Linked DNA regions of Homo sapiens: region 2 is linked to region 1. A link is a loop called in an ENCODE intact Hi-C map of the cell type or tissue named here. Cell type or tissue: heart left ventricle. All regions are shown on one strand. Each heading gives the region's core, and the rest is flanking DNA. Links, peaks and the distances in the headings are about the cores only.

Region 1 (11,412 bases), core at 1,961-9,960:
GGTGTGTCTGAACTCAGACTCTCCTTAGGCGGGGTTTGCTGCGGCTGCTGTGAGGGATGGGGGATGGTTCTCAGGACCATGGCCTTCTGTTCCCATGAGGATTATGGATGCCTCCGCTGTGTCACACAGGTCACCAGGGAAGTGAGGGGAAGCTGGCAGTTACAGGCCTCACTCAGCTCCTACACAGCCCAAAAGGCCAGTCTCACTCCCACTGTGGCGCCCCCATCCCCCACAGGACAGCACCGAGTTTGTTTCCAGGCAGCTGATGAACAGGACTGAGAACCTGCCCCAGGCTACCAGCCTCCCAGCTGAGAAAGCAAGCAGGGCTTTCAGGTTTCAAGCTTCCCCGCCTGCCGCGGCTTCTGTGCTGTGTCTGCGCTCCGATTCACCCGTCGCCCGAGTTCTGTCCGGGAAACTTCGCGTTTGGTTAAAATTGTTACAAAGTTCAGCTGGAAGTTTCCTTCTCCTTTGGTCTTTCCCCAGTTCCTCTGGCAGCCCTCCCTAAGGACCTCTGGAAGATGAAGTCAGAAATGGCTTCCCTGGGGACCGAGGGAGCCCACAGGGCTCTACCTACGGCTTCCTCAACCCCTGTATTTTGCACGGCTCTCTAAATTATCTCAGTTCCAGGTAAGGTCGATTCCTTCTCCTGTAATCTGGACCTTCAGTCTCCCCAGTGAGGGTGTGTGTTCAGGGGTGGATGATCCCCCTTTCACACTTTGGGTACCCACAGTTTGGGGGCTGTCTCCTGGGGCCTGCAGGAGCAATCCACTTCTTTCAAAGGGTCTGTGGATTCTCTCGCTTTCCTGGTAGGTTCCTGCGGTAGTTCTTGGAGCAAAAGTTCACCGGTGTGAGTCTCCACACGCTGCGCTGTCTGTCCGGGTGGGAGCTGCAATTTACTCCTGCCTCCTATCGGCCATTTTATTTGACCAGATGTAAACTTGTTTTGTCTTGCATAGTCCAGATAACTTGATCTTTCTAAACTTCCTATATTGATGTTTCTGTTCAAATAAACTAATAGTACCTCCATATAAATTTTTAGATTTAGAGAAGTGTAAATAAAATGTGTTCAACTAAATTGAATTAAAATTCTAACAAACTTTGTTATACCAATAGTAATTATGTTCTGTGGTATGTTATTTCACACATAATTTCCAAAGTCCTTAATAACCTTAAGACCTTGGATTTATGTTGACTGAATTAACAATCTCTAAATACTCATTTCTTCTTATTTTTATATGCTGTAGTGTAGCTACACCTTTGGGCCGTGTTAACAGATGTTCAGCTTTGCCACTTTGCTGTACGTGTTGCAAGGGGTCTTCTTCTATGTGTTTGTGAACTTCTCTGGCTGTGGTGGACACGGAGGTGCCGGGCCAGGTGCCCCTTTGAGGAAGGACTTGCTGCCGGCGCCCTCATCAGCAGCACGGAGCCGCCTCACCTGAGACCCACATGGCCTGGGCCACACCTGCGACCGAGCCCCACCAGCCAGCCAGCCAGGACCTCTCACTGTCAGCTCTGGCCTGGGTGTCCCCCGCTGGGCCGGCCAAGGCTTTCTCTGGGCTGAATTGTGCCTTGACTTCTCCCTTTGCCCAAGTTTTGTGCCTTAAAAACCGTCTGCACCCCTAGCTCCATCTCAGCAATTGCTTCCAGAGGCCCCCACCTTCGGGGAGACGCTGTCTGCTAAAATGGCTTGTGTGACAACAGATGGGTCTCTATCCCCACCTCCCAGCTCTACCTGCAAATGGAAGTTATTGGCTTGGGTTAACATTTATAACTAACATTAGTGACTGAGACTACACTAGGAGCAATAGTGGCAAAGAAATATGATCGTGCATTCAATGGGATGTGCTTTTGTTCACCAAGGATAAAGAGATTCGTTTTGTCTGAAGTGTTTGTTTGCTCCAGAATGGGAAAGAGAGTAGTGAAAGATACAACTTGAATGAAAATAGAAAATTATGGAAGTTTTAAAGAAAGTAAACCTTATTTTCCTTGATTCCAAATATCTGCAAATAATGAGTCTGAAAAAAAAAAACAATGAAATGTGTTACAATTTGGGCAAAATTTGTTCATACTTAATGGGTTTGTTCGTAAGAAAAAATAAAAGCATATGAATCGTTTGCTGCCAAATATTACATTAATGCCAGACTAGAATTGGGTCTTGTCTCTGTTAAAATGACAGAAGTGGTCTTGTAGTATTTAGTGTGATATTCAAGAAGTGATAATAGGCCGGGTTTGAGAGCCTTTGGAAGTGGGATTGAGTGGATGCATGAAGGAAATCTGAGCTTCGCCACTGTTATTTTTTGTGTTTTCTTTGTGATCAGTATATGATGAAGCCTTTCTCCTTCTTCTGGATCTGTCTTTAACCTTTAGCTTAATAGACTATGCTTTTGCAAGCTGAAACAAAACATTCTTTAATATCTTACTCATCTCTTAGGATTTGTAAGTATTTTTCTTGAGGTTCTTTGCTTTAATTGGCATTAATTGCAAAGATTCAATAAGAATCTGTCCTTTTTTTATCAGGATATAATTGGACAAATTGTGTGACCAAATTGTTTGGATTTTTATAGCGTTATATTTGAGAAAAACTTGTGTGTGATCAGGCGTGATAATTGCCTCATGGAGGACCAAAGGTGGAACTTCGGACGGGTGTCCACGCCCCTAAGGCCCTCCCTCTGCCCAGAGCAGGCTGAGGGCCCACATGTGCATGGGAAACAGCGGGGACAGGGGCAATGTTTAGCCCTGGGAGGGGAGGCGTGGGGCGGGCTCAGCAAATGTCTTCAAAGAGGTAAGGCTGGAGGAACCCTTCCTGGCATTCTCTGTCGTTGCACATGGGCCACACCCTGAGGGGGCTCCTTGCCCTTCAGTGTTCCCCACCGGACACATCTGGGCGATCCAATTTTCTGCTCCTTTGAATTGGGCTCCTCTCCTGCAGACCCTCTGTCTGCCGTTTGTGCTGGGACTCCCAGAGTGCCGGCTTCCCCACGGGGCAAATCGGATCAGCCACTTGCCTCAGAAAAACCCTTTCTCATACTCGGGAGGCTGAGGCAGGAGGATCGCTTGGGCCCAGGAGTTCCAGGCTGCAGTGAGCTGTGATCACACTGCTGCACTCCAGTCTGGGCAACAGAGCCAGCTTGACGTGGCCTCCCGGCCTTTCCTCTCTCCTGCTGGACTCTGACGCTTCCGTTCCCACAAGGCATGGGGCTTCACACACTTTTAGGCCTCAGGGCTTGTAGTGCCCACCTCCCACCCGGTGTGCCCCTTCCTTGGCACAGACATTTCCAACTCCCTCACCAGGCTGCTGCTGTGGAAGGGGCTTTGTGACCCCACGGCCTCCGTGGCTGTGCTTTTACCCCATCCAACTTATAACCATGGTGTGTGGCTCAGTCCCCTGCCTCGATTGTCTTCTTATTTTGGTATCCAGCAAAGAGCACAACCTATGGAAAATGCTCACAACTGTGCTAAAAAACAAACAAATCAAATCTGGTCTAAGTCTGTCATTTTGCAACCGGAAAAAAGAAGTTGTTAAGAAGTACTGTGACTTGCCTGAGATCCTACAACCAGTTAGTGGCAAAGCTGGGACGAAATCCTAACTCTCTCTGGGCTTCTCTTAACACCTGCAATTCCTGGTGGCTGTGGGGACCAAGCTGGAACTGATGACCTCGGTTCCAGGCAGGTGCATGGGGTCTGCGTGTGGGAGAAAGCTGCTTAAATAGCAGTGATGCCAGGGCACAAAGCCCGACAGGTGGGGGACCCAGGTCCCACCCTCAGCCCTCCCCACTGCCTCCACCTCCTGGGATGTGTGATTTAGGCAGAGCCTTCAGCGCTGCAAGGCACGGGGTGGTGCTGGCTGTCTGGGGGGTGGGAGGAAGAGGTGGAGGCGGAGAAGAGGATGGTGATGATAGATAATAGCTATCACCCAACATAAAAAATGCTTGCCTTCCAAAAGTGGGTCTCTCACTCCTGGGACTATTTGGCCAAAGGCCAAGACCCCCGTGGGAGGCAGGGAGGGGATTATTTCCCTAGGGAGAGATCTGGGCCACGTGGACTCTGCACCCCCTTCAAAGCCAGGGTTCCCACTATGACTGGACAGACAGACCTGAGTACACTGCCATGGGGAGGCTGCTTGGAGCTGAGAGGGTCAGGCTCCAAGGAAAGGCTGACTTCACGTCCCGCTGCATGGTTCCACAAAGGGGTCCCAAGGAGCCCGTGCTCACAAGGCTTCGAGGTCATCTCAGCTCTTACAGAACAGCCACGCATCCCCCGGACACCCAAGATCTATTCTTGAGACCTTTTTATGACTCAGGGTATTTGAGCCAGCAGGCAGCTCACTCTCTCTGTGATTCCCCATGCACCATGTGCCAACGGTGACATGCTGACTCCAGGGCTCCAGGTTGCCTCTGGCAACCAGCACCATGCAGAGGGTGTCACTATGAATGACAACACTGAAGGGACAGTGCCTCCCAACAAACGGAACGCACACAAACATGAAATTCAAACCCCTCGTCTCGACATGCTAAGCCCTGTCCTCATTGGTGTCTAGAATGGGGTGGTGATACCCTGAGGACAGAATGCGTGGCTCCCGTAGCTTGGAGTCCAAACACTGCTGTTCCCTGCCGCTAACCTCTGGCACCCTGCATTCTCCTCGGAAGGTACTTTTGTACACAGACCAAGAAACAGTCGGTCTAGGGGGCAGGCCAGCCATCAAGGGGGAGAGAAAAGAGGCCTAGAGGAAGGATGTAGAGACCTGGGCTCTGGTACTGGATATGCCCCCACCTCCTGTGCAACTGGAGCAGGTCACTTAATCAGACCTTCAGCTTCCTTATCTGGGAAGTGGGGATCTCATCTCACTTTGCAAGATTATTCAAGTCAAATTATCATCTCCTTAGCCAATACTGTAAGCAATGCACACTTGTTTAAGGATTTACTGCCTGGTAAGCAGCCCTTTTACTTTTTTCTCTGAGAGGATTTTAGTCCTTTAGCCATTGAAAGAGCCAACCCTGGATTACCCTTGCCAAAATAAACCACTTCCTACTCAAAAACACATCTCACTTCACACCACTGAACTGGACACTTAAAAATGGTTAGAATGGGCTGGGCGCAGTGGCTCACACCTATAATCCCAGCACTTTGGGAGGCCGAGACGGGCAGATCACGAGGTCAGGAGATCGAGACCATCCTGGCTAACATGGTGAAACCCCGTCTCTACTAAAAATACAAAAATTAGCCAGGCGCGGTGGCAGGCGCCTGTAGTCCCAGCTACTCGGGAGGCTGAGGCAGGAGAATGGCATGAACCCGGGAGGCGGAGTTTGCAGTGAGCCGAGATGTTGCCACTGCACTCCAGCCTGGGCAACAGAGCGAGACTCCGTCTCAAAAAAAGACAAAAAAACAAATGGTTAGAATGGTAAATGTATGAGGTGTATATTTTACCACCCCTGCCACACACACACATCACTTCCTATTCTCGCATCCCGCCCTGGAATATTCCTCCCATTCCTGCACTGTTGGAGTCCCCCAGCAGCTGGCTCAAGCCCTGCCCTCCGATGGTGCCTCCCCTGCCTGCATCAGGCCACAGGCCCTTCCTTCATCCCCACATTGGGACACCTCTCACCCAGTGACTGCAACAACTGGGGACCCTTTGCATCCCCAACAAGAGTGCCACCGCCAGAACGCATAGACTGGGACCCCTAGAACACTGGTCAGCAGCACTTTATGCAAGAGAGACACTCAGTGTATGTTTGGCAATTGGCCGATTTCTCTGTTCACAGTGAAGGAAGGGGATGAGGCTCAGGCCTGCGAAGGACATGACTCCTTAGAAGCAGTGGTCCTCTAGCTCTTCACCATGTGAATTTTATTCACTGCTTCCCTGTGACGCTCATATTTGTTTTCTATTGCTGTCATATAAGTCACCACAAGGAAGTGGCATCACCAACATGGTGGAATAAGACGCCTCAAGTGTCATTCCTCCCAAGACACTGACTTAACAATATATGGTCCAAAAAGTCTGCATGAGAACTCCAGAAACCATTTAAGAAGTGGCAGCACCCCAGGCAAACTCAAAGCCAGAACAGCCACTTTGAAAAAGGTAACAAAAGCCATTTTATTTCAACCCCAAAAGCCATTCCTCAAAGCAGCACAATCAGCAGAAAGCACCCCGTTCACAGCTTCTCCGTCAAGGGAAAAAGAGAAGACTGGAGCATGTGTCCAACAGTCTAATTTTCAGGGGCTGCCTGAGGCAACGGTTTTTGTCTCACTTGAATTGGATCACTGATGGAGCTGATATACTTTGGATATCCTGGGAGCCACAGAGAACAAAAGAGCTCAGTGGCTTCTTGCAGCTCCAAAGAACCTGCAATACTTCGTACAGACACCAGAGGGAGTAAGAGATTACAAGCTCCAGAAAAAGAAACCAGAAAACCCCTCTAACTGGGAAATGACATGCACACGCCCAGAGAGAACACATCCCAAAGGTTTGAGAGGCTTCTGGAATCTCCAACCCAGATGATTGGTGAAAGTTTTCCCTTTATCAAGTTAGTCCTAAAAGACTGCCATAGGTGGCTGGTTTTCCAAATGCACAAATCACGGCATAAAATAGTAAGACCCATGGAGAAGCAAGAAAACATGGTTGAATCAAAGGAACAAAATAAATCTCCAGAAACTGACTCTAAATGAATAGAGGTCTATGAATTACCTCAAAAATAATTTCAAATATTTCTCTTAAAGAAACTCAATGTACAACAAGAGAACACAGATTAACAACTAAATTAAATCAGGAAAACAATGCATGAACAAAATGAGGTTATCGACAAAGAGATAAAAACAGCAAAAAAAAAAAAAAAAAAAAAAAAAAGAGAGAGAGAGAACTAAACATAAATTCTGGAGCTGATGAATCCAATAAGTGAATTGAAAAATTCACTACAGGGGCTGGGCACAGTGCCTCAAACATATAATCCCAGCACTTTGGGAGGCCAAAGCAGGCAGATCACTTGAGGTCAGGAGTTCAAGACCAGCCTGGGCAACATGGTGAAGCCCCATCTCTACCAAAAACATACAAAAATTAGCTGGGCATGGTGACATGTGCCTGGAGTCCCAGCTACTTGGGAAGCTGAGGTGGGAGGATTGTTTGAGCCCAGGAGGTGGAGGCTGCAATGAGCTGAGATCATGCCACTGCAGTCCATCCTGAGTGATAGAGCCAGACACTGTCTCCAAAAAAAAAAAAGAAAGAAAGAAAGAAAAAGAAAAGTTCACTACAGGGATTCAACAGCAGACTTGATCAAGCAAACAAACAACAAAAGAATAAGCAAACTTGAAGACAGGTTTTTTGAAATTATTAAAGTAGAGAAATGAAAGGAAAAAGAACGATGAAAAGTAAAGAAAGCCTAAGGGAATGATACAACACCACCAAGCCAACCAATACATGTCATATGAAAGTCCCAGGCAGAGATAAGAGAGAGAAAGGGGCAGAGAGCTTATTTGGAAAAACAATGGCTGAAAACTTTCCAAATCTGAGGAAGGAAACAGATATTCAAATTCAAGAAGTTCACAGGACTCCAACTTGGATGAACATAAACAGGTCCAAACAGGTCAGAAGTCAAAAACAAAGACAATTTTGAAAGCATCAAGAAAAAGTGATTTGTCATATACAAGGGAGCTTCCTTGAGACTATCAGTAATTTCTAAGGAGAAACATTATAGGCCAGAAAGTAGTAGAATGATCTATTTAGAGTGCTAAAAGAAAAAAACTGCCAACCAAGAATACTACAGCCAGTAAAATTGTCTTCAGACTTGAAGGCAAGAACTTCCTGTTTCAAAATGGCAGTGTAGAAGCAAGCTGGTTTCACTCCCCTCAACCCCCTGCCCCAGAAAACTGAAAAATATATCTATACAGCACTGAGAGTCTCATCAGCAATATCTCAGAACTCAAAAATGAAGATGAGATAGTTCCCAGGGCCACAGATAAATAAAGATACTCTGAGCAGACAGAAAGAGAACTGGACTTCCACATCTGTGATGCCCGTCCCCTCATTCGGCCTATCACCAAGCACGTGGAAATATTTTCCCCCAACTCACAGTTTCTACACTGGAAAAACTGCGATCAAGGTGGACAACCAGGTCCCCCACCATCTTGGATTCTCTGGCACATTTGACCCTGCCTTAGCCCATGGAAAGCATTATGAGTGCCAGAAGGGAGAAATATCCTTGGGGACAGGCAGAGACAAAATGGGCAGGCAGGACAACCATCCTCAGCCCTGGAAACTCTGCTCTGTAACTTGGCTAAAGAAGACACCAAATCAGAGAGGCTGTTCAGCAGCACCACATGTAAAAGATTGATTTCACAGGTCTCCTGGGCATAAACCCTTTGCCAGCCTTCCGATACTGCTGGAATATCCTCTTTGGGGCCTCCCCCATTCAAGAAGGGCAGCATTCATATCATTTATTACAGCTTGGTGAACCTGGATTTAAGGCACCACCTACAGCTGTAAAGGAGCCAGGCAACCTAGTGGTAAAGAAGCTCTACAGAAACATACCCAATACAAGCCAGACAAAGAAGACTTAAATAACTAATCCCTCAATGCAAAGATGTAGACTACATCCACAAGAAACAACTGTGAACAGGGAACCATGACCTCCCCAAATAGAAAAAGCAAGGAACCAGTGACTGATCCTAATAAGATGGCAATATGTGAGCTCTCTAAGAATCCAAAACTGCAGGGGTTTTTTGTTTGTTTGTTTTTAGAGACAAAGCCTAGGCTTGGATGCAGTGTCATGATCTTAGTTCACTGCAACCTCAAACTCTTGGACTCAAACAATCCTCTCAAGTAGCTAGGACTACAGGTATATGCCACCATACCTGGCTGATTTCTTTTTTAATTATGTTTTTTGTAAAAATGGGGTCTCACTATGTTGGCCAGCCTGGTCTCAAACTCCTGGCCTCAAGTAGGTCTCCTATCTCAGCTCCTCAAAGCACTGGGATTATAGGTGTGAGCCATCATGCTCAGCCCAAAACTGCGGTTTTAAGGAAACTCAATGATCTTCATGATAACACAGAAAAGCAATTGAGAAATTTAATAAAAAGATTGAAATAATTAAAAAGATCACACATAACTCTTAGAACTGAGAAATACATGTGCTGAACTGAAAAAGTTATTAGAGGCTCTCAACAGCAGAATGGATGAAGCACAGGAAAGAATCGATGAGGTTGAAGACAGCCTATTTGAAAATACATAGTATGAGGAGAAAAGAGAAAAAAAGAGTGAAAAGGAACAAAGATTACCTATAAGATATAGAAAATTACTTCAAAAAAACAAACTTAAGAATTATTGGTGTTCAAGAGGGAGTTGAACAAGAGTAAGGGGGGGTAGAAAGCATATTCAAAAAGAAAAATAGAAAACTTTCCAAAACCTGAGAAAGATATAAATAACCAGGTACAAGAAGGTAAGAGATCACCAGATTCGACCCAAATAAGACAAACTCTGAAAGGTCAAGAACAAAGAGAAGGTCCTAAAATCAGCAAGAGAAAAGAAGCAAATCACACATAAAGGAGCTACAATTTGTCCAACAACAGACTTCTCAATGGAAACCATACAAGCCAACAGAGAGTGAGACCACATTTTCAAAGTGATGAAAGAAAAAAAACCCCTGCCATTCAACAATACTGTACCCAGCAAAGTTATCCTTCAAATATGAAGAAGAGATAGTCTTTTTCAGACAAACAAAACTGAGAGTTCACCATGACACCTGTCTTACAAGAAATGCTAAAGATAGATCTTTAATCTGAAAAAAAAAATACTAAAATGCTAAAAGGAAAAAATAAAAAATGAAAAACATTTGAAGGTATAAAGCCTACAGGTAAAATTAAGTATTCAGCTCAGACAAACCCAGTATACCCTAATATTTGAATTGTTCTGTGCAATCCACTCATAGCTCTAGCATGAAGTCCAAAAGACAAATATATCAAAAACAATAATAGTTATAGCAGCCTGTTAAGAAATAGGTAATGTAAAAATATGTAAATTGAGACAAATAAAAGTTGAAATGTGGGGGTGTGGAGTTAAAGTGCAGAATTATTTTGTTTTTTTCTTTGTGATCTAAGATAAGTTGTCATCTCTTTAAAATAACTTATAAGATGCTTTTTGTAAGCTTCATGGTAGCCATAATCCACAACCTGTATAGATTTCCTAAAAATAAGAAGGAACAAATTAAAACATGCTACAAGACAAAATAAGTTAACAACAAAAGAAGGCAGTAAGAAAGGAAGAAAAGGAGAAAGGATGTACAAGACAACCAGAAAACAAGGAACAAAATGACAGTAGTAAGTCCTCACTTATGATGAATCACACTGAACATAAATGGACTCAGTCCTCTTAGATAAAAGGCATAAAATGGCTGAATGAATAAAGAAACAAGACCCAAATATATGCTGCCTACAAGAAACCACCTTCACCTATAAAGACACATAGATTGACGGTGAGGGGGTAGAAAAAGATATTTCATGGGACTGGAAACTAAAAAAGAGCAGGTGTAGTTATATTTATCTCAGACTACAAATCAAAGCCTGTAAAAAGATACAAAGAAGGTCACTATTTAATGACAGAGTAAATTCAGCAAGAGAATATAACAATTACAAATACGTATGCACCCAATACCAGAGCACCCAAGTATATAAAGCAAACATTGACAGATCTAAATGGAGAGATAGACTGAAATATAATAGTAGGGGACTTTAATACCCTACTCGTTAATGGACAGATCATCCAGACAGAAAGCCAAAAAAAAAAAAAAAAGTTAAACTATACCCAAGACTTACTAAGCCTAACTGACATTTACAGAACATTTCACCCAATTATTGCAGAATACACATTCTTTTCATCAGCACATGGGAATAATCTCCAAAATAAACCATATCTTAGGCCACAAAACAAGTCTAAACAAATTCAAAAATGCAGAAATCATATCAAGTATGTGTTTCTGACCATGATGGACTAACATTAGATATCAATAATAAGAGGAACCTCAGAAACTTCACAAGCACATGGAAATTAAACAGTGTGCTCCTGAATGATCAATGGGTTAATGAAGAAATTTAAAAGGAAATTTAAAAATTTCTTGAAACAAATGAAAATGGAAATACTACATACCAAAATCTATGGGATGTGGCAGAAGCAGTAGTAACAGGGAAGTTTATAGCAATAAATGGCTATATCAAAAATGTAGAAAGGGACTTCAAATAAATAACCTAAAATACACCTCAAGGAATTAGAAAAGCAAGAACAAACCAAACCCAAAATTAGTAGAAGAAAAGAAATAATAAAGATCAGAGCAAAAATAAATAAAATTGAGACTTAAAAAAATACAGAAATCAACAAAATGAAAAGTTGGTTTTTTTGAAAAGATAAACAAAATTGACAAACCTTTAGCT
Region 2 (11,412 bases), core at 2,395-10,394, 420 kb after region 1:
AAAATTAGCCGGGCCTGGTGGCGGGTGTCTGTAATCCCAGCTACTCAGGAGGCTGAGGCAGGAGAATCGCTTGAACCTGGGAGGTGGAGGTTGCAGTGAGCCAAGATCGTGCCTTTGCACTCCAGCCTGGGCAACAAAAGCAAAACTCCGTGTCAGAAAAAAAGGGTCATTTTGTTTGTTTCAGTATAGTTTTAATCTGTTTAGAATTTTAAATTGAATTGCTGCCAGATAAATTAAGCTTCGTCCTCACCTCTTATTTCCTTTTACCTGATTTACCTTTTCTCAAAGGAAAGAGACAATTATATTTCTGCCAGCAGTAATGATTTTTTTCCCTACGAATATACAATATCCTTTAAAAACCATGTCATCTCAAGGTCAAAGAAAACAAAAACCAATGAAAAGGTGGAAGAGGGAATATAAGATGTAAAAATCTTATTTAGGTTAGAAACTACTCAGTAGAGTTAACTTTATAATCTGATATACCGTTCTGCATTGTGGAAATAACATACAAAATGCTTAGACTTTCATAAAGAAAAAAGAAATAGAACTTATGCATCAAAAGAGAAGATAGTCAAACAGTTCCCTCTACTGGAAGGTTTAATAGGAAGCTGGACATGCCATATTCTTTCATACTGTGATTCACAGAAAAGTCAGAGAGCGTTCAGCAAACTGGAAATGGGTCACTCAGGAGGAGGGGCATAGGGTAGGAAGGACCAGCTAGGAAGCAGTTTATAGTGGGACTGTATTCATCACTTATATAATTAAATAATTTTCAAAAGCAACATACACAATTCTATGTAATTTTTTTAAAATGCATATATATGCATTTATATATGTATTTTCAAAAGTTTGGGTAGTATCACACCAGAAGGTTAACAATTTTTAACTCTGGCTATAAGGATTATGGGTGATATTTGTATTATTTTTATATATTCTTTTGAACTATATTTTCTGAATATCTTATAATAAGCATGCATGCATCTCTCTTGCTCTCTTTCTTTTTTTGAGCCAGAGTCTTGCTATAACGTTGAACTCCTGGGCTCAAGTGATCCTCCCATCTCAGCCTCCCAAGTAGCTAAGGATTACAGGCATGCACAACCATGTCCAGCTAATTTTTAATTTCATTTTACTTTTTGTAGAGATAGGTCTCACCGTGTTGCCCAGGCTGGTCTAGGACTTCTGGTCTCAAGCGATCCTCCCACCTTGGTCTTCCAAAGTACTGGATTACAGGTGTGAGCCACCACACCAGCCTCAGGCTTATAATTAGAAATTGATTCTATTTATCAAGAAAAAGTGTTTAAAGTCTGGTAAAAAATTAGAACATAAAAGTATTTTCTTTCAATGAAAAGAATCTCATTTCAATTATTATTTTTAACATACTCATTATCTGCTTTTAACAGTTATTTAGTTAAGAGTTTATTCCCTAAGAAACAAATATTGCAGGGCGGGCACAGTGGCTCCACCTGTAATCCCAGCAATTTGGGAGGCCGAGGCAGGCAGATCACTTGAGGTCAGGAGTTTGAGACCAGCCTGGCCAACATGGCAAAACCCCGTCTCTACTAAAAATACCAAAATTAGCTGGGAGTGGTGGAGGGCACCTGTAATCCCAGCTACTTACTTGGGAGGCTGAGTGACGAGAATCACTTAAACACAGGGGACGGAGGTTGCAGTGACCCGAGATCACGCCACTGCACTCCAACTTGGGCAACAGAGTGAAACTGTGTCTCAAAAAAAAAGAAAAGAAAAGAAAAGAAAAGAAACATATATTGCAAAGATGAAAATTTGGTTACTCAAAATCTGCCAAACTAATTACTGAGATAACTAATGAAATCATATGTAGGAAGTTCCCAATTTCTCTGTGGATTGCGTGTTTCTATTATGTGGTTATTTAGAACTTGAAACATCATGCCATAGGCATAATGCTTTAAATGTGCTTCTTAAGTTGTGCTTCTCAAAAGTCTATCTTATCCAAAATTTAGCTAAACTAGTGTGTTATTACAATAAAAGTAGTAAACAATATTTGCAATGAATAATAGTGAATAATATCTCCTTAATAGTGGCATAACCCAAACTCATTTGGAGCCCCTTGACCTGTGCTGAAATGAAGTTCCTCAAACCCCATTTCTACAGTGTGGGGAAGTCCAAGCTGCTAGATTTCTGTGAATTCCTAGGCACATATTCTCTTATGGACTCAATATCAAAAGAATGTGCTCACATTAATGCATTAATGAGTAATGTAGGTTTGACTCAAGCTTCTTTAGGGGAAAGGAAGCAGGGCTTGTATTACTCAACTCAAAGATCTATTGTAGCTGGGCACGGTGGCTCACGCCTGAAATCCCAACCCTTTGGGAGGCCGAGGCAGGCAGATCATTTGAGGTCAGGAGTTCAAGACCAGCCTGGCCAACATGGTGAAACCCGTCTCTACTAAAAATACAAAAATTAGCTGGTGTGATGGTAGACGCCTATAATCCCAGCTACGCGGGAGGCTGAGGCAGGAGAATTGCTTGAACCTGGGAGGCGGAGGCTGCAGTGAGCCAAGATTGTGCCACTGCACTACAGCCTGGGCAACAGAGCAAGACTGTCTGAAAATAATAATAATAATAATAAAAAGGTCCATTGTAGATTTTAAACTTTTGTGCACCAAAGGATACTATCAAGAAAATAAAAAGACAAGCCACAGAGTGGGAGAAATACTTGAAAATTATGTATCTGATAAGATTCTATTATCCAGAAGGTAAAAAGAATTCTTACAACTTAAAAGTAAAAAGATAAGTAACCCAATTAAAAAATGGGCATAGGGCAGGGCGCGGTGGCTCACGCCTGTAATCCCAGCACTTTTGGAGGCCGAAGGGGGGCGGATCACGAGATCAGGAGATCAAGACCATCCTGGCTAACACGGTGAAACCCCGTCTCTACTAAAAACACAAAAAATATAGCCGGGCGTGGCGGGCGCCTGTAGTCCCAGCTACTCGGGAGGCTGAAGCAAGAGAATGGCATGAACCTGGGAGGCAGAGCTTGCAGTGAGCCGAGATCACGCCACTGCACTCCAGCCTGGGTGACAGAGAGAGACTCTGTCTCAAAAAAAAAAAAAACAAACATAGCATCTGAATAGACATTTCTCCAAAGAAGATATACAAATGGCTAACAAGCACATGAAAAGATGCTCAACATTCTTAGTCTTTAGAAAGATGTAAATCAAAATTACAAAGAGATAAAGAGACGCCACTTCTCACCACAAAGAGATGCCACATCCCAGCAGGATGGCATGGCAAGGTATGGGGAAATTAGAGCCCTCAGGCATCGCTGGCGATAAGGTCAAATGGTGCCGCCACTGTAGAAAAATAGTTTGGCAGGTTTTCAAAAAGTGAAGCATAGGGTTATCATGTGGTCCATCAATTCCACTCCTAGGAGTGTAGCTGTGATGATTAATTTTGTGTCAACATACGTGGGCCCCAAGGGGCCCAGATGTTTGGTTAAACATGTTTCTGGCTGTCTTTGTGGGTGTTTCTGGATGAGACTCATGTTTGAATCAGTACACAGAGCAAAACGGGTTGCCTTCTCCAAAGCCAGCGGGCCTCATTCAACCCATTGAAGGCCTGCAAAGAACAAAAAAGGTGATGGCGAACCCGTGTAGTCCCAGTTACTCAGGAAGCTGAGGCAGGAGGGTCGCTTGAGCCCAGGAGTTCGAGGCTGCAGCGAGCTGTGATGGCCCCAGCCTGAGTGACACAGTGAGACCTTGTCTCAAACAAACAAACAAAAAACAAAACAAAAAAGAAAAATAAGAATCAGACTCAGACTGGAACTTACAGCACTGGCTCTCCTGGTTTTCAGCCCATGGACTTGGACTAGAACTTACAGCACTGGCTCTCCTGAGTCTCTAGTTTGCTGATTGAAGATCTTGGACTTCTCAGCCTCCATAATCACACAAGCCAATTCCTGATAGTAAATCATGTGTGTGTATACTGTATATATGTGTATACACATGCACCTATATGTATGTGTGTGTATATACTCTGTGTGTGTGTGTGTGTGTGTGTCCTGTAAGTCCTGTTTTTGTTCTCTGGAGAGCCCAGCCTAATATAGCATCTAAGACAAATAAAAGCATATGGTCACATAAGAACATAGACAGAAATGTTCATAGCAGCCTTATTCATAATAGCTAAAAAGTAGAAACAACTCAAATGTCCATCAGCTGAAGAATGGATAAACAAATTATGCTATATCCATAAATGGAATATTCTTTGGCAGAAAAGAGGAATGAAGTGCTGACATGGGCTACGACATGGATGGAACTTGAAAATGCGCTCAGTGAAAGAAGCCAGCCACAAAAAGCCACATATTCCATCACTTCTTTTCTATGAATTGCTCAGAATAAGCAAATACATGGTGTCAGAGAGTAGATTTGTTGTTGGCAGGGGTTGGGGAGGGGAGAAGAGTTTTATAACAGCTTATAAAGTTTACAAGCTAGGCCAGGTGTGGTGGCTCACGCCTGTAATCCCAGCACTTTGGGAGGCCAAGCCCAGCAGATCACTTGAGGTCAGAAGTTTGAGACCAGGCTGGCCAACATGGTGAAACCCCGTCTCTACTAAAAATACAAAAATTAGCCAGGCGTGGTGGTGCATGCCTGTAATCCCAGCTACTCAGGAGGCTGAGGCAGGAGAATCACTTGAACCCAGGAGGTGGAGGTTGCAGTGAGCCGAGATCACGCCACTGCACTCCAGCCTGAGCAACAGAGCGAGACTCCATCTCAAAATAAATAAATAAATGAAGTTTACCAGGTTAATGAGTAAGGAGTTTTGGTTTTTTTTTTCTGAGATAAAAAATATAAAATTGATTGTGGTAATGGTTGCACAACTCTGAATATACTAAAACAAAACCACTGAGTTTTGTATTTACAAATGATAAATTTATGGTATGCAAATTGTAAAATTAAAAAGAAAAAGTGCACAGTTTAGATCTGAAATCATCCCTTTCTCTTTTTAGGAATGCAGGAAGATGGACACACGGCTGGGGAAGTACAATGAAAGGCCAAGTAGGCAGCCTGTTCTCCTCAGATCAGTCCCCCACGAACACTCATTCCCGAGGACTCATCCAATACTAATAAGAGAATGCTCTTGTTTTTGAAGAATTTTCTGAAAGCCATCCTGACAAATTAAGTAGAGTATGCTGAAGATAGTCAGACTTTGTTTTTAAGAATTGAATATTCTGGAAGAGGCTCTTCAGTCCAATCTTTAGTTCTCTCCACAGAGCAAACGAAGTGAAGTGCTGAAGGCCTGGAGCCCGAGCTGTTCCCACACGGACTCCAGGACAGTTAAGGCAGGGTTGCCTTAACTAAATCTCTGACAACTGTTTCTTCTGTCTTTCTCCTAAAAATGGAATGCAGGCCATCTATTCTAGGGAAATAAAGGATTCTAGTTATGTGAATCCAGGAGCTTTTTTTGTTTGTTTGTTTGAGACAAAGTCTCGCTCTATCGCCCAGGTTGAAGTGCAGTGGCTCCATCTCGGCTCACTGCAACCTCCGCCACCCAGGTTCAAGAGATTCTCCTGCCTCAGCCTCTCGAGTAGCTGGGATGACAGGCACCCGCCACCACGCCCGGCTAATTTTTGTATTTTTAGTAGAGATGGGGTTTCACCATGTTGGCCAGGCTGGTCTTGAACTCCTGACCTCAGGTGATCCACCCGCCTCGGCCTCCCAAAGTGCTGGGATTATAGGCGTGAGCCACTGCGCCCAGCCGATAACTAACCTTTTATTTGACATTAATATCTAAGAAACAGCTTGTGTCCTCTTTAACCTCACTCATCCTCATGTATCTGCTGGGCAGTTGGGTGATTTTATTCTCTAAAATATGCACTCAGGACCAGGCGAGGTGGCTCACACCTGTAATCCCAGCACTTTAGGGGGCCAAGGCGGGCAGATTGCTTGAGGCCGGGAGTTCGAGACCAGCCTGGCCAACATGGTGAAACCCTGTCTCTACTAAAAATACAAACTTAGCCAGGCGTGCTGGCGGGCGCCTGTAATCCCAGCTACTCAGGATGCTGAGGCATCCTGCACTCCGGCCTGGGTGACAGAGTGAGACCCCATCTCAGGAAAAAAACAAAAGTATGTATTCAGGACAATTGAAATGAATATATTGTATAATAAGCCTGGGACCAATAAGAATGGTTTAAATTTAGTTCTCATTCCAGTTCTCACACGGTCCACATGGAAAACACAGCTGCCTGCTTTGTGTGTGCACAAGATGGCTCTCCTCGGGCAGACAGGGTCAGCATGGATGTGGAATTCTCTTGTGTTAACAATGCCTGGGTATCTGCACAGGGCTGTCCTGCAGGCCTGAGTGTTCCCAGCATGACTGGAAATCACAGTGCCCAGTAAACACCTTAGGACTCAGGAGGGAGGACACGGCCTGCCTGCTGTGTTTTCCAGCAAGCAGAGGCAGCTGTTCCATCAAGATGGGCCCCTGTCCTGAGGTGTGGCTACCTAGATGACCTCGGTAGAGGGTTGTAGGGGATGAGGAAGCCTCGCCTGGGGCCCCCATTCATTCCTAATAGCATCATTGCCACACGTCCGTCCCTTGCCTCCAAAGTCATATGAAAATTTACCCAGGCCCTTGGGCGGCTGGACAGGTTTTTGTGATGTGAGGGACACACACGGGGCACGTGGGAAGCTTGGCGGAGGCTCCAGGAACGCTGACGAAGTGTTTTAGGACCCCCACCCCCATGCTTCTACCAGGGCTGGCCTCCAGAGTGGGTGAGGGCAGAGCAGCTGCGGCCTTTTCATCCTGAGGTCTTGGCCCCACCGGCCACCGCATGGGACTCTTTCCTTGTCGGAGCTTGTAAAAATCAACCTTCAAGAAAGAAAAGGGAACTCTTCACGTTGAATGTTGACTGTGTTTGCGTGTGTGTGTGTGTGTGTGTGTGTGTGTGTGTGTGTACGCGCGTGCGCACTTGCACAAGCTTGCATGTGCGTGTTTACTTCACAGGATTTTGTTTTTGTGAAATTCCCCTCCAATTATGTGTTAGAATTTACCTCCATGCCCCAGTCACACTGTTGGTTCTGCGCTCTGAACCTGGGTGTAGCTCATTTGAAGGACTCTCTTCTGCGTTTCCTAACAGACATTTGGTGGTCTCAAGAGTTGAGGTTGTGGACGGTTGGGAGAAACTGAAGTTCTATACATTTCCTTAGATTTTACATCCTGCAGTTAAAAGGCTGGAAGGGCTCAGCCCGGGCCCCGCAGCTCCAGCCCGTCCCCCACAGGCCGCCCACAGTGCCCCCATTTCTCTAGCTGTATCTTTTTCGAACAGCCCGGGAAAGGAAAGCGGGTTCGCTTGCGGATTTTGTTCACGGCGGAAGCACCATGTTCTGTTTCTTGTTCAGGTTCAGTTTATTGTGTAAATGGTGTTTTTTTCTGGTGTGAGCTTTGGTGATTGTGGCAGGGCTCCTTTGAGGAGACGGTTCCACCTCGTGGTCTGAAGAACAAACTGGAGAAGAATCTGGTTTGGCCAGAGGCCCCCTGCGGCCCATGTCACCCTGAGTACACCCCTCTGATGCTCTGCCGTCAAGAAGCACGTTTCCATCAGCTGTATTCAACACCACAGTGCATTTTAAAACTATATTTGCATCCAAGACAATAAAGAAACCTTATTTTTTTTTTTGAAAAGCAAAAGAAAATTTACCCAGGCCTGGCAGATTTGTTAACATCAATAACTAAATCTAGACCTTTTGAAAATATTTGGAGTGTTTGAGAATTAATCAAAGATCTGAATGTGTCAAGTGCAACCACCATTTGGAATTGGAAAACAAAAACGTTACCAAGGTTTGTTAGCATGGCCACGTGGCCAGGGTGATGGAGGAGTTAGTAGAGGTCCCTGTGTACACGGTACAAACCCGGGGAGAAAGGGTGCAATTTAGAAGTTTTGGCCTTACCCATCCCTCAGCTGTCCTGTCCCAGGCCTCTGCTGTACCCTGCAGCGCCAGCACAAAGCTAAGTCTGTCTTAATGGCCGGATTCCTCCTGTCCTCCTTAGAGGCCACAAAGAAATCCTTCCTTCCTCACGCGCAGAGCAATTTTAGTGATCTGGTTTCTACTCCCTGCAACCACAATTAAAACACACACACATAATGATAATGCACCCCCGTGTGCCCAATATGTTCTGCTCATTGTTCATTTTCACTGGGCTCTTTCAGATGAAAATCTCTGCATATATTATTGTTTACTCATTGAGCAGACATTTACTCAGCAAATGCTGTTAGGCAGTGGGGTGCAAAGATGAAGGCAGTGGTGAGACGCACTCCTGAGCATCCACCCCACCGCACTGCTTCTCGGCCCCCTGCCTCCGTCCAAGTGGTTCTCTCTGCCCGGTACCCGCTTCCCCACCCTCAATTTGTTAACTCTTACTGCACTTGGACATCACCTCCTCACACTGGAACAGCCAGGCTGGCTTAGGGTCATCTCCTCCCTATTCCCACACATTAGTACCTTTATATATGCCGCAGGGAACTGAAAATACCTCCTAAAGAAAGGGAAGACGAAAGCTAAGAGTAAACCACATTATTTTTGGTGTAGCTACCAAATCTTTTAGGTTCAAAGATTTGATTTCTCCTGACGGTATGGTCTGAGTGTCTGTGTCCCCTCTCCAAATTCCTATGTTGAAATCCTTTGTTGAAACACTGCCTTCCAAGTTGATGGTGTTAGGAGGTGGGGTCTTTGAAAGGTGATCAGGTCAGTCATGGGGGTGCAGTCCTCATGACTGGGATTGGTGCCTTTGTAAAAGAGTCCCAAGAGAGACTCCTTTCCCCTTCTATGTGAGGAACAGCGAGAAGGTGCCGTCTATTAGCCAGAAAGCCTGGCTCTTTACAGACACCACATCTGCCTTGAACTTGAAGGTCCAGCTTCTAGAACTGTGAGAAATAAATTTTTGTTGTTTATAAGCCAGCCTGTTTATGGTATTTTGCTATAGCAGCCTGAATGGACTAAGACAGTCCTCAAGGTTCATCCGTATTATAACATATGCCAGGATTTACATCCTGTTAAGGCTGAATAATATTCCATTACCTGTTATACCACCTTTTCTTTATCCATTCATCTGTCCCTGGGCATTTAGGCTGCTTCTACATCTTGGCTATTATGAATAACACTGTAATGAACATGGTGCACAAATAACTCTTTGAGATCCTGATTCTGCTTCTTTTGGACATATACCCCAGAAGTAGGATTGCTGGGTTATATTATGTCTATTTTAATTCTTTGAGGAACCTCCATATTGTTGTCCATAGCAAGTGCACCATTTTACAGTCCCACCAAAAGTGTCCAAGAGTTCAAGTTTCTCCACGTCTTCATCAATGCTTGTATTTTTTTCTTTTAATAATGGCCAACCTAATGGGTATGAGGTGATACCTCACGTGGTTTGTTTTGTTTTGTTTTTGAGATGGAGTCTCACTCGGTTGCCCAGGCTGGAGTGTAGTGGTGCGATCTCGGCTCACTGCAACCTCCACCTCCCGGGTTCAAGTGATTCTCCAGCCTCCTGAGTAACTAGGATTACAGGTGCACACCACCATGCCCAGCTAATTTGTGCATTTTTTAAGTAGAGACGGGGTTTTATTATGTTGGCCAGGCTGCTCTCGAACTCCTAACCTCAGGTGATCTGCCCACCTTGGCCTCCCACAGTGCTGGGATTACAGGCATGAGGCACTGTGCCGGCCTGTTTTGTTTTGTTTTGTTTTGTGAGATGGAGTCTCATTCTGTCACCCAGGCTGGAGTGCAGTGGTGCAATCTCAGCTCACTGCAACCTCCGCCTCCAGGCTCAAGTGATTCTTCTGCCCCAGCCGCCCAAGTAGCTGGGACTACAGGGGTATGCCACCACGCCTAGTTAATTTTTGTGTTTTTAGTAGAGATGGGGTTTCACCATGTTGGCCAGCCTGGTCTTGAATTCCTGTAATCCTCCCGCCTCGGCCTCCCAAAATGCTGGGATTACAGACTACATGTGGTTTTAGTTTGCATTTCTCTGATGATTAGAGATGTTGAGCACCTTTTCATACACTTGCTCACTTGTATATCTTCATTGAAGAAATGTCTATTCTTTGCCCATATTTTTATTTTTGTTTATTTATTTATTTAATTTTGAGACAGAGTCTCGCTCTGCTGCCCAAGCTGGAGTGCAGTGGTGTGATCTCAGCTCACTGCAACCTCCACCTCTTGGGTTCAAATGATTCTCCTGCCTCAGCCTCCTGAGTAGCTGGGATTATAGGCGCCCACGACCACGTCCAGCTAATTTTTGTACTTTTAGTAGAAACGGGGCTTCGCCATATTGGCCGGGCTGGTCTCGAACTCCTGACCTCAGGTGATCCGCCCGCCTCGGCCTCCCAAAGTGCTGGGATTACAGGCATGAGTCACCGTTCCTGGCCTAGTTTTATTTATTTATTTTCAGATGGAGCCTCATGCTGCTGCCCAGGCGGGAGTACAGTGGCATGATCTCAGCTCATTGCAACATCCACCTCCTGGGTTCAAGCAGTCCTCGTGCCTCAGCCTCCCAAGTAGCTTGGATTACAAGCACGTGCCACCATGCCCTGCTAAGTTTTGTATTTTCAGTAAATACAGGGTTTTGCCATGTTGGCCAGGCTGGTCTTGAACTCCTGACCTCAGGTGATCCGCCTGCCTCGGCCTCCCAAAGTGCTGGGATTACAGGTGTGAGACACCCCGCCCAGCCCATTTTTAAAAAATTTTTAATTTTTATGGGTACATAGTAGGCATATATATATATATATATATATATATATATATATATATATATATGATACTCGCATTTTGATACGAGAATATAATGTATAATAATAATATCAGGGTAAACGAGGTATCCCTTGAACATTTAAAAATATATATTCTGGATGTTAGCCCTTTATCAGATAAATGATTTTCAAGTATTTTCTCCCATTCTGTAGGTTTCTTTTTCACTGTGTTGTTTTCTTTGCTGTGCAGAAGTTTTTGATGTAGTCCCATTTGTCTATTTTATATTTTGTTACCTGTGCCTTTGGTGTCATAGCCAAGAAATCATTGCCCTTCTCCTAATGTTATGAAGTTTCTCCCCTATGTTTTCTTTTAGTTTCGTAGTTTCAGGTCTTAGGTTTAGGTCTTTAATTCATTTTGAATTAATTTTTGTATATGATGTAGATTAAGGGCCCATTTTTTTCTTTCCTACGTGGATATGCAATTTTCGCGGCATCATTTGTTGAAGAGCTATCCTTTCTTCATTGTGTAGTCTTGGCATCTTAGTTGAAGATCTTTGACAGTAAACATGAGGGTTTATTTCTGGGCTCTGTATTTTGTTCCATTGGTCTATATGTCTGTCTTTATGCCAATTCCATATTGTTTCAATTACTATAGCTTTGTAATATGCCTTGTATTTTGTTCTGGGCTCT

What was found. A loop is a pair of places that touch in the nucleus more often than their neighbours do. Peaks named below come from ENCODE experiments on the same cell type or tissue, not always from the same donor. Only the 100,000 strongest peaks of a DNase experiment are listed, where the experiment ranks them.
Region 2: it touches region 1 in a loop (5-fold over the local background); 28 of 110 quality-filtered maps call a loop at or near these places.

Annotation. Positions count from the first base shown.
Region 1 is chr18:13,154,641-13,166,052 of GRCh38, reverse strand. It overlaps LOC124904254 (a long non-coding RNA gene), which reads left to right and starts at 332. Exons shown (of 2, transcript XR_007066299.1): 1 at 332-627; 2 at 1,245-2,114. RefSeq lists enhancers at 1-249, 250-823. In heart left ventricle, for the core only: a CTCF peak has its summit at 6,363 (motif pointing right); no DNase peak of the experiment used is centred there.
Region 2 is chr18:12,733,502-12,744,913 of GRCh38, reverse strand. It overlaps LINC01882 (long intergenic non-protein coding RNA 1882), which reads left to right. Exons shown (of 2, transcript NR_110763.1): 2 at 4,984-5,428. Among named protein-coding and RNA genes, the nearest start is that of LINC01882, 10 kb to the left of the region's middle. RefSeq lists a silencer at 10,416-10,582. In heart left ventricle, for the core only: no CTCF peak of the experiment used is centred there; a DNase peak (open chromatin) is centred at 6,669.